2 separate regions of the Homo sapiens genome follow, and region 1 is linked to region 2. A link is a loop called in an ENCODE intact Hi-C map of the cell type or tissue named here. Cell type or tissue: IMR-90. All regions are shown on one strand.

Region 1 (2,500 bases), 110 kb before region 2:
CAAAACCATCCCTCTGCAACCCGGGGTCCGTGGAAAAATTGTCTTTCACGAAACAAGTCCCTGATGCCAAAAACTTGGTAACCACTGTTCTACAGAGAATCAGTGCACAAATATTTTCAGCTTTGCAGGCCATGAGACCCTTACAACTACTCAAATCTGCTGTTATAGCATGCAAACAATCACAAAGAACACAAAAAGGAGTGATGTGACTGCGTTTCAACAAAAGTTTTTTTTTTTTTTAGATAGGGTCTCACTGTGTTACCCAGGCTGGAGTACAATGGCGTGACACTGGCTTACTGGAGCCTCAACCTCCCAGGCCCCGGCAATCCTCTTACTCAGCCTCCTGAGTAGCAGGGACCACAGGCATGCACCACCATGCCCAGCTAATTTTGCGTATTTTTTATAAAGATGAGGTTTTGCCAGGTTGCCAAGGTTGGTCTTGAACTCCTAGACTCAAGTGATCTGCTTGCCTCTGCCTCCCAAAGTGCTGGAATTACAGGCATGAGCCATAGTGCCCGGCCAATAAAACTTAAAACACAAAACAAAACAGGTGACTGATTGAATTTGGCCAATAGGACATAATTTGCTGACCCTAACATAGATGAATAAATGTTGACAGTAAACATGAATGCTACTGTAAATGACTTTCTCCTGTTTTCCCATACCACCTTGAGGCCTTTCTAGGCCTCAAATTTCATGTCTAGGTCATTCATTACTAACATATCTGCCAGATGATAGTTCCCCAGTGTCTGGGCCTATTGGCCCTTCCCCTCGCTCTTTCAAAAAAAAGTCTAAGTAGGAGAGTATGCAACCAAGAGCCATAGCAGGATATTTCCCACATACCAGAGAGTCTGAAAGTTCACCCTAAATTTTATAGTGTAGGAACCCACCTATGGACCCCTATGTGGGTTGAATAATTTCTCTTCTTCTGAACGTCAATTAGTTAAAACTCTGGATTTAAAATGTAAAACCTTGAAGCTGGAACCATAACTAGGAATGTGTCAGGATTTTATCTTCCGAAAATCTCTAGAAAAGTCAGTGTTTCTTGGTGTTGGTGGAGGGGGGTGGGCAGTGATATTTCTTTCTCATGTTTGAGGCTTCCACAGAAAGGGAGTTCAGTCAAGCGACAGTCCTTGGCTTCCTCTATTCTTTACTCATCCTGTTTGGGAAAGGTAGAGCAACTCGTCTGATTGGTACATCTGGAAAGAATAAACTAGGCTTGCTTGGCTCAGCCCCTGACCTTATTTTTTCCTCCTAGGATTACATTTGCTTATATCAAGCACAATTTCTTCTCTGTTACTCATTCCATAAAATTCTTCCTAGTTGTCCTCATTTAGTACTGCCTATCATGATGTGAGTAAGCCTGACTATTTCTGGATAGAGTTAGGAGGCTCATTTTACTCTCACATTAACATATTTCTTCCAGTGTAGCTTTATTGCCTGTGATTGAGCAGACATTTTGGCCACCATCAGTTTCTTCTTCGTCTTATTGTTTAATCTCTTCTGAGCCCAGTGGGAAAGAGGGGAGTGTATAAAGATATCTTCTTATATTCAGTATTCTTGATTCCCTGGCATCTGCAGCCTCACTGGCCAGGGAGAGATTGACTCTTCCCAGACTAGCTAGTTCCTAGAGATAGTCAACAACTCCTCTCTGCCTTTCATTGGCAAATTGAACAGTCCAGAACTCATATCCCCCAACCACCTCCTTTATCGAACTCTTATACACAAGCCAACTTTCCCCTGCCCTAATCAACCTAGGGTCAGGTACCACGCAACTCAGGACAGTCCCTACACCCCAGAGACAGCTGAAATTATTAAAACTAAGCAATCCTACATCTTCCTTGCCTTGCCTTTTTTCTTGCCTTGCTCCTTCCTTGCCTTGCCCCTCCCCTCTCCTTCCCTCCCTTCCCTTCCCTTCCTCTTCCCTCTCTTCCCCTTCCCTTCCCTCTCCTCCCTTGCCCTCCCCTCCCCTTCTCTTTCCTGTAGAAATGATGATAAAGGCTCATGCCCATGGTTTCCTCTTGCTTCTTCTGCCTCCTGACCGACACTGGTGCTTCCCCGTGTGGCCCTGTGTGGCTTGTTGTGCCCCTTCCCTCTTGGGAACTGTGAGTCACAAGCTGTCTCTTCATTGGCAGTCATCTCATCATCTGCTGGCCTCACCATACCTAAATAATAACATCTACATTTTAAAACAAACAGTTGTTACTGGGCCCCTCCAAAGGCCCAACAAATATCATTTTTCCCTTCGTTCCTGATGTGTTTCTTTTGAAATCAGGAAGATGGAACAGAATTACCTAAATATCTAGGTCCTGATTAGCAATAATTTGCCCAGTTTTCATTTGTTTTTGAGATTCTTACTACTGATTTCTTAAAGAAAAGTAACTTATCTTAAGAATTTATCAATCTGCATCTTAAGTATGAGACATTCTTAAGCTTTGAGAACTAAGAGAAATGTAATTCATGGTCCAAGCCCTCAGTAAACTTATGGCCCATTGGGAAA
Region 2 (2,500 bases):
TTAGCATTGCAGGGAGCCTTCTGTACTACTGACATGACACTTCATTTGGCGTTCTAATTTTGTATCACTACAGTGATGATGTAAAAATGACATGGCCATTGGAATTTGCCTAGAATCCCGGCCCTAGGTCCAAAAGTATATTTTGCAAGATGATTTCAATGCTAATTTCAAAAAACACGTTGATGAAGAGAAGGAAATGTATGAAGAAGGAAGTGGGTTAGCTCAGGAAATGAATAACTGCCTCTATAAGAGTTTATTCTGTGACTGTTTGGTTTTTCACTCTGTGGGAGCCTTGAGAAACGATACCCAGAGAAGCCCATTTGAGGTCTTTCAAACACCCTCAACTAAATTTTAGTAGAAGAGAATCTGTACCACTAGTGACAACAAAGTATGAACACAAATTCTGGCACCAACAAAAGAGGGCATTTTATTCTTAAAATAAATACGTTATTAAATTTGATTTAACCAGTTGTATTTCTTCTTAAACATAAACTTGAAGATATGAAATTCTTCCTGAAATTGTATCTATTCCTATAGATCCTTTAAGATTTTTCTTTAAAATGGGGCTTGTTTCTTAACAAAAAGCTTTTAGAGAACCCTGTAACTTTTTGTTCTTCTATACTTTGGGCTGGGGTAATTAGGATGGATTTCAACTAAAGACTCTTAATTTTTAAAACATGGGCAGAAATAATACAGCTTGTGTGGCTATAGACAATTTTTATCAAAATACCATGTACTTGCTTTAGATATATTATTTGTATATCTGAGGGAAAGAATAGTGGAGGTCTCACTATCATTGTTTTTAACATTATCAAACTTAAGAGAATTTTAGAAAGTTGGACAACTATAGTTTTTTTTTGAAGATGAGGAGAGTGCTTAGCTATGTGCATGAATTTTTGGTAAAACAGGACAACTCATTTAGTTGTGGCTGAAACTCCACTGGAAATTTTTTTGGTTTGTTTCTTGTTTATTCAGCCTGGCTAATCTGAGCTTTCTCAGAGATTGTTTAGTGCTGAACTCAGCAACAAAAATCAGTTCTAGGAATTTGCCACTGCTCTGACTGTGCAGAGGAGAGCTCTGATTATGTTTTGGAAATAACTTCAGAGGTTTTGCTGTAATCTGAGCTTGCTGACAGTCACTGTGGCCTGAACTCCTTTCTAGTGATTGCACCCTTTAAATAGGAAATGCCTTCCAGCTACTTGGGCAGTGCGATACTTGTTTAGTTGTAGGCCCAGGAGCCTCATGCAAAGAAAAATTCTTATCAGAGGTTCCCATTTCAGTTTTCTTTCTGGGCTGTTCTGTTGCACATTTTGTTGTTGTTGGGCTGACATGTATTACAGCATTTCTTTATAAGCCCCCATGGCTCCTCTTTTCAGTAGATTAATTATGTTATTACTCAAAGGGAAATGTTGAACAAAGCAATGGCGACTCCATTTTATTAATCTTAAAAAAAAAAAACTGGAAATAGGCCAGGCACGGTGGCTCACGCCTGTAATCCCAGCACTTTGGGAGGCCGAGGCGGGAGGATCACCTGAGGTCAGGAGTTTGAGACCAGCCTGGCCAACATGGTGAAACCCTGTCTCTACTAGGAAAAAAAAAAAAAAAAAAAAAAACTAGCTGGGCATGGTGGCGGGTGCCTGTAATCCCAACTACTTGGGAGGCTAAGGCAGGAGAATCGCTTGAACCCGGGAGGCGGAGGTTGCAGTGAACGAAGATTGCGCCATTGCACTCCAGCCTGGGCAATGGAGACAGACTCCATCTCAAAAAAAAAAAAAAAAAAAAAAAAAGGAAATAATGCTGAAAACGAAATTTTAGGTAATTTGCAGATAATTTTAAAGATGGAAATGTAATTTTTCCACATAAGCCTTCTTCATAAATGTTTTTTATTGTGTAGAGTTTCTGATTTACTAATTTTCTTATTGTGAGCACTATATTTATCATCTTTGTAAATGATGATTTCTTTTCTGATAGGCTGTGGAACCTAACATTTACATCTGATTATCTGCCTTCCCTATTGACTCAGACTGTGTATTTTTTGTCTTGATTTTTATATTGTAAATATGTATATTGCAGGAAAAGATTGTATAGCCAAACTTTGAAGTGTCCAATTACTAAAAGTTGAGGTTTTAGTGGGAGAAATATTGTAAAAGATTCTGGTATTCCTGTTTGCAAATATAGCTTTGGTGAACAGTTTTCTCATGTGAAGGAAAAATTGCAGACCACAAATTTGTGGCTTCTGTTTCCTTATTTCTCAATAACAAGCTTTTACATCTGCCCCTCCCTTAAAATGACATGAAATTAAATAAAACTACCATTTATGAAATGTCTACTCTTCCAGTGCCTGTGCGAGACATTTTCACAGACATGATGTCATTTGATCTTTGCAGTAACCTTAGGCGAGGAATGTTAATGCCCCAACTTTTTACAGAGACGCTGAGGTTTGAAGAAGTGAAGGAACTGGTTGAAGGTGGACACACGGGTCTGGGGAACCCACGCGCTA

The links. A loop is a pair of places that touch in the nucleus more often than their neighbours do. Peaks named below come from ENCODE experiments on the same cell type or tissue, not always from the same donor. Only the 100,000 strongest peaks of a DNase experiment are listed, where the experiment ranks them.
Region 1: a loop joins it to region 2, with 7 times the contacts of the local background. A loop is called at or near these places in 8 of 110 quality-filtered maps.

The regions. Positions count from the first base shown.
Region 1 is chr9:75,037,924-75,040,423 of GRCh38, forward strand. No RefSeq gene overlaps it. Among named protein-coding and RNA genes, the nearest start is that of CARNMT1, 11 kb to the left of the region's middle. In IMR-90, no CTCF peak of the experiment used is centred here; a DNase peak (open chromatin) is centred at 1,278; H3K27ac peaks cover 1,655 bases.
Region 2 is chr9:75,147,670-75,150,169 of GRCh38, forward strand. No RefSeq gene overlaps it. Among named protein-coding and RNA genes, the nearest start is that of OSTF1, 60 kb to the left of the region's middle. In IMR-90, no CTCF peak of the experiment used is centred here; a DNase peak (open chromatin) is centred at 1,072; H3K27ac peaks cover 223 bases.